Linked DNA regions of Mus musculus: region 2 is linked to region 1. The links are chromatin contacts, found by Hi-C or POLR2A ChIA-PET in ENCODE. All regions are on one chromosome and are shown on one strand. Each heading gives the region's core, a stretch centred on a gene start or an enhancer-like site at or near the end of the contact. The rest is flanking DNA. Distances are from core to core; before and after follow the strand shown. Region 1 holds the start of Atp1b1 (ATPase, Na+/K+ transporting, beta 1 polypeptide). Region 2 has its middle 15 kb from the start of Gm20743.

Region 1 (6,059 bases), core at 1,472-3,971:
CCAATGGCAAATATAAAAACCTACCAACACATGGATAAACTTAATGAAAAGGTAGAAAGCACAAAGTGATTTTTGTAAGTTGTGATCTCTCCAGCAGGTGACAGGCTCGAGCCTCCTGCCGTCCATCTTGGTGAAAAATCTACCTATAAGCAAAACGGAGCCAAGGGCATCGTGCCCTGGTCCCAAGGGCATCCATGTTGGGCCCAGAGCTGGAAAGGGGGCATCTCTCTCTCTATGACATAGGAACTTCTCTGTCATTTCTTACATTGTGAAAGGGGCACAGATAGGATTGCACAAAACACAAACTGGGTTTCGAGCTCAGCACCCACAAAATGGAAGATGAGTTGCGGCAGCTGCTTCCTAAGTCCGTGGGTATCACTACCTTGCTGGATGTGACCCTCAAGACCACACAGGCTCATTCTCTCTCCCTGTCTGATACAGAAGGGCTGTCCCATTAAATGTCGCTTTAAAGAACAAGCTGTTCCATACTGCCTTCCTTACCCTCTAAAGCAAATATTATTCAAAGAAGGAGTGTGAGATTGGAATGAGGAAAAGAAAGATGTTTTAAGAAGTGGAAAAACACTAGAGGGCAAATTTCACAAGGTCCCTGGCGTCAGTGCCACCCCCTTGGTCCTGTGATGCTGCTGCAGGGGCCAGACCACCAGGGAAAGCAGCCCTAGCCAACGTGGGAGGAGGGGCCAATTCCGCAGTGCACCTCCTAGGCCTCCTAGCTGAGTTACAAAGAGTTGCTAGGAAATAGCCCAGGCTGGTCATCCTTTACAAACCTCACATCTCTTCAGGTCTCTCCTTCCACGTTACAGAAACACGGGTATGCTACGGGCATACTCCCATGGAAGGACAGTCTCCACAAATAAAATGGAATATAAGGCGAAATAAAAAGCCATCCATTTAAGACTCCATTTTCCCATGGCTCAGGGATGCCTATGCTCCCTGGTAATACCGTGGAATGAATGAGGCGTCACCTTCATAACCTTGAAGAATGATGCATTATTAACCCTTTATTTTTGAGAGGCTCCCTAACTGCATTTTTTTTTTCTTTAGGAGGAAAAAAAATCATACATCCCAGCTTCTTCCTTTTCAAAATGTCAGCCAAGCGCTCTTTTCCCTGACTCATTCTCCAGTCTATTTCCATAGACCCTCCCCACACAGGAACGCAGCATCGCATCGTTAGTTTTCAGGGTTCCCTTAGTTCCTGCAATGCTGCTGCTATAGGGGTGGGAGGGGGAAGGAGGCGAGAGAGAAGGTAGAGGAGCTGGTGGTGATGGTGATACTGGAGAAGGAGGGGGGCAGTGATGCAGCAGAGGGGAGTTCCCTCCCTCCCTTCCGCAGTCACGACTCATGGATTTGTCTACAACTATGCCCTTCAAAATGACCTTAAAAAAAAAAACCTAGTACCTTTCCAGTGTAAGGAGGTAAAAAACAAACACGGTATGTAATTTTCAATGGGGTATGAGGGGGAGTCCAGCCAAGGAAGCAACAGGCTGCATGAAATGCTCTAATATAACCTGTTTCTTCGTTTGTATCATGAAGAGCTTAAAAACACCATGTCTAGCCAAGGCTTAAAAAACGAGCCATGAATGGAGCTCACTGGGCCATTTCTGGGCTGTGATGACTGCAATGTGTGAGGACTGCAGTGTGGATGCATTTCTTCTCCCCGTTCCTATCCATTCTAGATACATTTCTAGACTGGAAGAATGATGCTATCTATCGCAGCATCGTCTGCATTAGAACAGGTACGCTCGTGAGTTCTGCTCACGGCCCCAAATCTCGTTTTTCTAAGGTCTTGGGAGATGGAAAGGGAGGGTACATACATAGGCTCCTGGAACCTGACCGAATTTCCCAGGAGGAAAGGCTTAGGAAACGAAGATCCCTACCATACCCAAAACCCTAGCTCCAGCTCCCCACCCGAGGCGCATCCTGGGGACCCCCCACATTTGTCACTGGATGCCAAGCCCAGGGCCGCACGCTCCTAGCAGCTCCTACCACCCACTCCCTAACACCCTGGTCAGCCCCGCGGGCGCCGAACTGTCCGCAGTGCTCGCGTACAGACGCGCCTCCTAAGAAAAGCCAAGGCGCCGACGGCAGAGCCGCGGAGCGCGTACTTACACCAACTACCACCGGTCCTGCCCAAAAACTCCTTCTTCTCCGAGTTCCAGATGAATTTCTTCCAGCTGCCTTCCTCCTTGGCTTTTCCGCGGGCCATGGTGTCTGCTCAGCAGTGGCGGCCGAGGCCGAGGGAGGGCGAGTGCGGCGCGCGCCCTGGGCGTCCTCGCGGCGGCTGCTCGGTGTCCCCGCGGCCCGGCTCTGTCTCCGAAAGCGAGACGCGCCGCTGCCGCTGCGGCTCTCCGAGTGCGAGGCGCGCCGCGGAGCAGCCTAGGCAGAGCGGGAGGAGGGGGAGGTGCGGCGGGGGCGGAGGGAGGAGGGACGAGGGAGGAGGGCGCGCGCGGGCTGGGCGGCTCCGAGCCCCGCACCTAGAGGTGGGCGCGCGGCCGCTCTCGGGCTTTCCCCGCACTCCGATCGCCTTCCGGGGGGCTCAGCGAACCCCGCAGCTGCTGCTTCAAGCTGTAGCTGCACCACTCTGCTTGCTGTGACCTCTGGCGAGATGGACCAGGGACAAGGAGGGAAAGTCACCGGGAAGGGCGAGCGGAGTGGAGCGCGGGCTCGGCACACGGGCGCGCAGGCCAGGAGCCGAGAAATTGGCTGAGGGCGCACGCCCTACCTTTACTATATACCGCGCCTCCACCATCCGTAGCTCCGCCTACCGGCGGCACGGCAAGCCAATCGCCAGCGCCGAGAAGGCGGGGCCTGAGCCCCCGAAGGGGCGGGCGCGGGGCCCCGCACAAAGGAGCCGGCAAAGCTAAAGGGGCTGGCACCGCAGCAGGGGTGCGGAGAGGGACTGGGGGCGGGTGAGTACTGCTCCCGCAGCTCTGCTGGCCCTCTCTCTGCCCCGAGCTGTGCCTGGACAATCCTCCTCGTCCTCCCGGCCCCCGCTCGCCAATGCTGTGGCCTGCACCTGCATCGCTCTCTGGGAACCTCGGAGACCTCAACTCCTTCGTACTGGTCTTACCCCTTCGTACTGGTCGGGGTTTACTGCAGGTCCACCTCCCCTAGGCCATGGCCAGGTGGGGGAAGGTCACTCCAGGACGCTAGTGACTCTGCCCAGCTCTGCTCCGCCTCTCTGCTTATGCACCTGCCGCCCCCTCGCACTCTCTGCCACTGCGGTTGCAGTTCCGGCCCGTCCCTCTTCTGCAGGCCAGCCCAGCGGGCAGCCTCGGTTCCTGACTCCTGGTCTGTGCTTGTGGGCGGCCTGAACCACCTCAATCCGGACAATTGCCAAACCCACCCTGGGCTGTAGCTGGGAACCGGTTGTGGCTCCTGCCAGTCTAGACCCCGGGGAACAATTTATGCACGTGACCCAGCCACCTAAGACTCTCCTGGCCCAGGTCTGTGGCTGGTATTCCCATTGGCTTACTGTTCTGTCTCACTGGGGGCACCCCTACCCTATACTGTAGAATTCTTGGAATGACAGAGCACTTGGGAAGACCCAGCTCACATGTCAAGATGTCGCAGAGCACTGTGTTGGACATGACCATTCTTTCCATCCTTGTTGGCTGAAAATCCGCCCTTATTTTCATCCACCGAGCCCCTGAACAGCTTTCCACACAGCTCTTATGGTGATGACACAGCAGAAAACATGGCGAGGCTTCTGCAGTGGCTGCAGAAAAGCCTGTCCCTGGAGCGACCTGGCCGGTCGCGCAAAGAGCTAGCTTCTTATCAAAGACCTTCCCAACACAGAGATGGGTTCCCAAGACACCCTGCCATTTTCAAGGTCAATCTTGCAGGCCCAAGGACAAAACCGAAGGGATGCAAAAATGAGCTTTTTCTCATTAATCCCACTTGCAAGACTGAAGAAAACCTTAAAATACCCAAAATTCAGGGGAGACATAGCAACTGAGTCTCATGGAGTCCACAGGGGCTGCCGACCCACTGTGTCAAGGACAACTGTGAGAGCAGCTTGTTGAGAAAGAAGTCACTCTGCTTTGCCCCTGCAGCGTTTATTTTGGAAAAAACCCAAGTTTGTGGTTGGTAAGCTATTAGAAGAGACTGTACCTGTAGATTTGATGCCACTGTCTCTAGGCAGAACTTACATTGTGGAGGGGATTCCGCAGACCAGACCACTGGGAGGTGTGTGTGTGTGTGTGTGTGTGTGTGTGTGTGTGTGTGTGTGTACCTCATATATATATGAGGGAGGAAACCCCGTGGGCAGAATCAGGAAAAAAAAAACCATAAGGAATAAGTAGGGTGTAAGTAGCTTCAAAAGGGATGAGACTTGGCTGGAGTTTGATGGTTTCTGCCTATAATCCCAGACTGGAGATAGGCAGGAGGATTACACATCTGAGGAAGAAAGAAAAGTGAGTAAGAGGACTCTTAAGACTGATGCGGTGACCATTCCTCATAGCCAGTGTACCTCAAACCCCCAGAACAGTTTGCAAACAGTTCATCGTGGCAGGTTTTAAATCAGAACTTTCTTTACTATTGAGAAAGAAAGAAAGAAAGAAAGAAAGAAAGAAAGAAAGAAAGAAAGAAAGAAAGAAAGAAAGAGAGAAAGAAAGAAAGAAGAGGAAAAGAAAAAGGAAAGGAAAGAAAAGAAAAGAAAAGAAAAGAAAAGAAAAGTGCTGCCCCTTAGCTGTCGACTTGTATGATAAATGCCAGTTATACTGGGAGTGGGGAGTGGGAGACAAGCTTGCTTGACTTTCTTGCCCTTGCCCGGTCTTCCTTGGGTAGATTTCTCCCCTTCTCAGGTGAGTTCCTCAGCTCTGCGCAGGTCAGGCATGCAGGGCCATCGCAGCATCCCCCTTTAGGTTCCTTAGAATCATCCCTGTTCCCACCAGAGCTAGTGTTGCCATGGGAGAACATGATCTCAGCCCACTTATGTGGGACCCATTTCTGTCTCTGGCTCACCTCAAGCTCCACCTGCCCAGCCAGTCTCCACCATCTGGAGCTGTCTTATGCATTTCACCATCTTCCCATCTAGAGCAGCCCTGGGAAAACCGAGACAGAGAGGTATTCACATTCCCCGCTTCCAGGTCTGCCAGCTTCTCCACTTTGGTCAAGGCGCTTGTTCACCAGGGCTGTTCCCAGGGCTGTAAAATTAGAGTGATACATTGTAGCCAGGATTAAAAGAAGGATGTGGGAAAGTGTTAAGCACAGTGCCTGGTGCATAGCAAAAGCTATTAAGTAGCTAGCTTAACTATGATTCCTTCCACGTGACCTTGCCTAACCTTGAGGCTATTGGTATGACTTTATGACTGACCATCTTAACTGTGATACTTAACTAGGACTCTGAGTTCACCTGGAAGGTCACCCTGACTAATTCCCCACCCTCAATGCCACCTTTTCCCTCTCTTCCCAACGTGCTTCCTGCTCTATGACCTCGGCTAACTCAAGTAATGAATAACTCAAGCACATAATGTCCCTTTGGAGTGTACTGGGCTGGGCTTTTGTTCCAGGGCCCCTTCTGTGAAGGGTGCTGTACCAGCAGGTTGAAATCGAAATGTGTGTGGTTCTCGAGAGGGAGGGGTGCCTCCAGCAGGTGCAGCACACAGCTGGGTGTGGACCAACCAAGAGCGCTGTTCCCGCAGTACCTGTGCAAGTTCACTGGAGAAAGAGTGTATTCAGCTCAGTATAAGGGCTCAAGGAGAGAACAACTGTCAGACATCTTTCTGTGCTGGCTAGGGAAAAGAGATGGTTCTGGTATCCTATGATTGGTTCTGCCCAAGGTTAATATTCTGTGTGGGTGGACAGAGGTGAAGCATTAAACAGACTTGACAGCCGAGAACTGACTGGGGCGGGGCGTTATCCAAGTGAGGATAACAGATTCCAACTCCCGAAAACAGCCAGTTGCATTTGTAGTTGATAGAGCATTTACCTGGGGGGCAGAGACAGGGTCCAGCAGGTAAAAGCAGGATGAGATAGATATTCCTGACTGCAGCAAGATGGCCATCCAGAAACGGGGTTGAGAAGACGAGACTGAACAC
Region 2 (6,059 bases), core at 2,071-4,570, 390 kb after region 1:
GTTTAAGCGAATGTATCACATAGTGACAAATAATGGATGCAATGTGCTTCCTTCTCTAACTCTTCCTGTCACTCAACCTTCTCAGTTGCAGTACTTCAGCCCATCCTTCCCCTCCTTGCTCTTGTCACACAGGATAGATGTGCCAGCTGGCCAAAGCCATAATTGCTCAGAATCCATCTCCTTCTGTGTAGTGAAGATTTGGGTTTCTTTAAAAACCCATTTATATTGTGTGAACATGTTTTCGTTTTAATCTCAGGTATGGGATATCAGGCTGCTTCCGATTGTCCATAGCACTTATCATGATGGTCTCTAGCTCTTGGAGGGGCATGATTTTTGCTAGCTGTAGATAGCTTATGTTTGGAATTCTGGGGAGTCTTGAGAGGGTATAAATGCCAGAGCACCAAAAGGGCCTGTGGCCAGCTGCTGCTCCTCTGCTGTGGTTCCTGCTGCCACTGATTCCTGTTTCTGCTTTTCCCATTAGTGGATTGCTGGATTACTGGATTACTGGATATTCTGATGACTAGTACTTGTCCCAAGGAATAAAATGCCCCTAATCAGCAGGAAGTAGTCTAAAGGGTCTATGCCCCCCCCCCTTTTCCCATAACCTTCATTCTCTCCTACCTAGTGTTGGGGGGTTGGAAGGGATTAGGGTGGAATAAGGTTTAGAAGGGTGATAAATATAATAACCCAATAAAATAGCCCCAAAATACTCCTATACTTTGGCTTCTGCGTGGACCTCACCTGCTAATTAGTTATTGCCTATTATAATGACAACAGGGGTTATTGTCATCTCCTTCTTTGTCTTTATGGTTACATCATAAAAAGGTTGTTTAAAATGTTTCTGTAATTAACCCATCCTTAAAGGACACTCTAGTGCAATGGTTCTCAACCTGTGGGTCTCGACCCCTTTGAGGGGTAGCATATAGATAGCCTGTATATCAGATACTTGCAATACAATTAATAACAATAATAAAATTACAGTTATGAGTAGTAACAAAATAGTTTTATGGTGGGGGGTCACCACAACATGAGGAACTCAAGGGTTGCCACATCAGGAGGAACTGCTTTAAAAGGTCGCAGTGACAGGAAGGCTGAGAACCACTGCTCTGGTGACTTCTCTACTCTACATCTCTTCTTTTTCAGAGTGAAGCTTTTTAAAATAATTTTCTCTGTTTCCTCCACTTCAACTTAAAACCATCAAACCACCTCAGTTTGAATAAAATGAATTCTGTGTTACCTAAACCACATGAACTTAGCCCCAACAGACCTCATCCATCACACCTGAGATGTTTTCTCTTTATCGCAAACTCAAAATATTAAACATTAAATTTTCTGTGTTTCTCTCTGTCTCAGGAAGGGCTCCACCAGTTTCTGTGTCTGGACTCTTCTTGTAACTGTCAATCTTATAACTGTCTCTGTCAATCTGTCCTTGCCTGGCTAAAATCATTCTCTCTGCGTCACTATGTCTGTTGTGCCTAGCTTCATGAATATCAATAAGCTAGACCCCATTTTCCTCCTCTCTGTCTAATGCTTCTAGCCAGCATACAGCATTCCAGCCATATGGAGCCTTGAAAAACCTCTGTATTCTCCTGGTTCTAAAGTGTATGCTCTTCCTTTCCCAGACAGCTCCCAATACCCTAACAGATCTTCTCTGAGCAACCCAGAAAGCTGCAGACTTGCCCTGAAGTCCCACATCTTCAATTTATTCTTATCAACAAGCATATGCTGAATAGTAGTTATTTTATGGCCCTGGAATGTGTTTCATTTGTAGATATCTACCTAGTACCTAGGGCAGCAACATGATCACTGTTGTTTATATTAAGTACAAAGTTGAGTACAAACTGGTAAAAATGTGCACTATAAGGTTATGCATTTAGGGCTATCTCTGATGGTTTGAATATGCTTGGCTCGTGGACGTGGCACTATTAGGAGGTGTGACCTTGTTGAAGGAAGTGTGTCACTGTGTAGGCAGGATTTGAGGTCTCCTAGTGCTCAAGCTCCACCCAGTGCAGAAGAGACCCTCCTCCTCACTGTCTGCCAAAGACAGTCTCTTCCTGGCTGCATTCAGATCAATATATAGAGCTCTCAGCTCTTCTAACACCATGTCTGCCTGCAGGTTGCCATGCTTCCTGCCATGATGATAATGGACTGAACCTCTGAAACTGTAAGCCAGCCCCAATTAAATGTTTTCTTTTCTAAGACTTGCCTTGGTCATGGTGTCTCTTCACAGCAATAAAACCCTAAGTAAGATACCACCTTATCAAATTGTCTTTAGTCTGATGGCTTAAAACAGCAGAAGTATGCTCATTCATAGTCCTAAAGGCTGGAAACGCCAATAGAACTACTCTTTTTTGAAGAGGACAGAGGAACAATGTTTGTTCTGAGTGGACACTGGTCAACCCACTATATTTTGTCCTCTTACCTCCTAACTCATATCTGTCCCCATGAAAAATGTATTCTCTCTATCACACCATTCCTGTCTTAGCAAGGGTTTATTGCTGTGATGAAACACCGTGACCAAAAGCAAAGTGAGGAGGGAAAGATTATTTGGCTTTCATTTCCATATCAGAGTCTACCACTGAAAGAAGTCAGGACAGGAACTAGAAGTCAGGAGCTGATGCAGAGGCCATGGAGAAGTGCTACTTCCAAGCTTGTCTATCATGGCTTACTCAGCCTGCTTTTTTATAGAGCCCAGGACCCCAGCCTAAGGATGACTCCCAAAGGGCTGGACCCTCCTCAGTTGATCACTAATTAAGAAAATGCCCTACAGATGGATCTTACAGAGGCATTTTCTCAATTGAGGTTTCCTCCTTTTAGATGACTCCAGTTTGTATCAAGTTAATGCCAAACTAGCCAGTGCAATCCCCAAACTTTTTAATACTCTACAAATCTAAATACAAAATTTTTTCCAAATAACCTCTCAAAAGCCCTCACTCTAACCACCTAGATCACCTAAGTCACATATAGATGACACTCTGGGTACACTTCACTTTGAATGTAGGGAGAATTCTCCTATGATGGACTGATGAACCAGAAAACAAGTTTCCTGCTTCTAAAACACACAGGTAAAACATACATGTTTTCATCCCAGAAGGGAGAAAAATAGAAGGAATTAAGGAGCCTCTGGTCTCACACACATTCAAGACTAAGCAAGAAAAAAAATCCCTTTGGGTTTCAGGGTCTGTGAGCGCTCTTCTTTGGCTCTCAGATCCATCCGCTGGCTCACAGCTCCTGTGCCTGTGTTCTCAGTAGCTGCTTTATCATCCTTAGCCCTGGTTCCATGGCTCTATCCAGTGAGTCACTCCTGTTCCTGAAGGCTGGCGCATGTGTGCAGCTGCATAATTTATCATTTCGCTTCCTGCCTATATAATTAAGAGAATCCGAAAATACCTTTTTATTTTGTCCATCCTCTGTTCAATCTCAGACTGAAATGTTTCTCGGGTATAATAATCCTCCAAGAGAGCATAGGCTGTCTGTGTACACCAAGGGGAGTCACTCAGACAGACAATAGTTTCCCATATATTCTCTGATAGGACAGCCCTTCACTATTTCTGGCTGCTTCCAACATGAGGGAGTGTATCCATGAGTTGAATGCCTAATCTTTCCAAAGACTGTCCTCATGTGCCCTTGGCCGTCTCTCCAGAGTACATTTGCTTAACAGTGCATTTCTTCTTTTCAGCATTCTTTGCAATCTGGATAACATGAAAATCTCTTAAATCATCAAAGGCTAATCCTTAAGAGTTTCTTCTTTACTCTCTTCTGCCTCTCTTGCTTTCTCTACCTAGTAAAGAGAAACTAGACGGTCCTTTCCACACTTTGCTTGAAAATCTTTTCTGCAAGATGTCCAACTTCATCATTTGTAGCTTCCACCTAGCAAGACATGCTTTAGCCAAGTTTTTTATTACTTTATAAAAAATGCCTTTCTGTACTTTCCAATATGACTTCATTTGTTTCTGGGACCTGACCTAAGATTCCCTTGCATTTCTAGCTCTTCAAGACAGTATTGGATATTTCTTTGTCCTTTAAGTTTTCACCAATTCTTTGAGAATTTCTTTTTTTTTCTTTTTTTTTTAATTGGGTATTTATTTCATTTACATTTCCAATGCTATCCTAAAAGTCCCCCACATGCTCCCTCACCCACTCCCCCACCCACCCACTCCCACTTCTTGGCCCTGTCGTTCCCCTGTACTGAGGCATATAAAGTTTGCACGACCAATGGGCCTCTCTTTCTACTGATGGCCGACTAGGCCATCTTCTGATTCATATGCAGCTAGAGTCAAGAGCTCCGGGGTACTGGTTAGTTCATATTATTGTTTCACCTATAGGGTTGCAGACCCCTTTAGCTCCTTGGGTACTTTCTCTAGCTCCTCCATTGGGGGCCCTGTGATCCATCCAATAGCTGACTGTGAGCATCCACTTCTGTGTTTGCTAGGCCTCAGCATAGTCTCACAAGAGACAGCTCTATCTGGGTCCCTTCAGCAAAATCTTGCTAGTGTGTGCAATGGTGTCAGCGTTTGGAAGCTGATTATGGGATGGATCCCTGGATATGGCAGTCTCTAGATGGTCCATCCTTTCGAGAATTTCATACATGTGTTTTGATCATAATCACCTGCCTCCTCACTCCAAATCCATCCAGATCCATGCCTACATCCCTATGACCCCAGCATCTTGTCCTCTTTTAAAATATTAACCCAGTGAATTTAGTTTTGCTGCTCATATACTCACAGATTTGAGGCCATTCACTGAAATGCAATCAATCTTCCGGGGACCATTATCATAAAGAAAACTTAGTTTACTTCCTCTGAAAAGAATCAACTGCCTGTGATTCCTGAGCTATGAGCAGAGGCTCATGAACTCTTCCCAACTCCATGCTAAAATGCTGACTGGCTTGATCTCATGCAGATATTCTGCAGACAACCATGGGTGCTATGAGTTCATGCAACTATTGTACCCGTGGGCAAATCTTTCCAAACTAATCATTACTGTAGCTCACAGGATTCACAGCTGGGTAAGGCTGCTGCTGCTGCCCCTCTCTTAGCAATTCAATAACACATTCACATTTACTATGAAAGCTCAATATCAGACTTTTCTATCATGCCTCTACCTATTACCTAATTCCAAAGCTACCTCTGAAGTTTTTGATGTCTATTATAACAACATTTTGCTTCTTGGTATTAATAATATAATCCATGTCATTTCTACAAAGGGAAACATAATAGTTTCAATGTGATATGGAAATTTGTTTTAAGAGACTATCTTATGTGATTGTAGGGACAACCAAAGATGCTGAAAACCTTTGAATGGGAGCTGAAGCGCTAGTCCTCAGGCAAATGTCTTCTGCTGTGAGCAGTTTCACTTTTCCTCTAAGTCCTTCCCATTGATTAGATGAGTCCAAGTCAGATTATTCAGGAGAATATTTGCTTAAAGTGAACTAATTGTTCTCTCTGGCTTGAACATTTGTATAATAGTATAAAATTATTGGCTCACAAAAACAATTTATTTGACTACTGTCTTAGTCACTTTTCTACTTCTGACAAAACACCATGATCATGGCAACATATAAAGGAAGTGTTTAATTGTTTAATTGGTCTTACAGCTTCAGAGGATTAGAGTCCATGATGGTGGAGTGAAGGCATGGTGGTAGGAACAGCTCAGGGTTAACACCACATCTGCTGCAAGCAGGAGGCAGAGAGAAGCACACTAAAAGAATGGTTCAGACATATATTTATTTATTTATATTAGATATTTTCTTTATATACATTTCAAATGCTATCCCAAAAGTTCCCTATACCCTCCCTCCGCCCTGCTCCCCTACACACCCACTCCTGCTTCTTGGCCCTGGCATTCCCGTGTACTGGGGCACATAAAGTTTGCAATACCAAGGGGCCTCTCTTCCCAGTGATAGCCAACTAGGCCATCTTCTGATACATATGCAGCTAGAGACATGAGCTCCGGGGTACTGGTTAGTTCATATTGTTGTTCCACCTACAGGGTTGCAGATCCCTTCAGCTCCTTGGGTGCATTCTCTAGCTTCTCCATTGGGAGTCCTGTGTTCCATT

The links. Hi-C counts contacts between places; a loop is a spot of excess contacts on that map. ChIA-PET counts read pairs that join two places held with the same protein, here RNA polymerase II (POLR2A).
Region 2: a map of left cerebral cortex shows a loop between it and region 1 (3-fold over the local background). The contact joins the enhancer-like site here to the promoter of Atp1b1 in region 1. A Hi-C loop is called at or near these places in 1 of 37 maps with a recorded cell type or tissue (left cerebral cortex). POLR2A ChIA-PET finds 5 or more read pairs at or near these places in 1 of 5 experiments (Patski).

The regions. Positions count from the first base shown.
Region 1 is chr1:164,455,634-164,461,692 of GRCm38, forward strand. It overlaps Atp1b1 (ATPase, Na+/K+ transporting, beta 1 polypeptide), which reads right to left and starts at 2,722. Exons shown (of 6, transcript NM_009721.6): 1 at 2,128-2,722. The coding sequence starts at 2,224. It overlaps Gm32391 (predicted gene, 32391), which reads left to right and starts at 2,890. Exons shown (of 4, transcript NR_168343.1): 1 at 2,890-4,107.
Region 2 is chr1:164,845,514-164,851,572 of GRCm38, forward strand. No RefSeq gene overlaps it. Among named protein-coding and RNA genes, the nearest start is that of Gm20743, 15 kb to the right of the region's middle. Within about 2 kb of position 3,321, at least 1 of the 3 ENCODE cell types and tissues checked has a DNase peak (open chromatin) inside an H3K27ac peak, as active enhancers do; it is left cerebral cortex, where a contact is called at or near this core.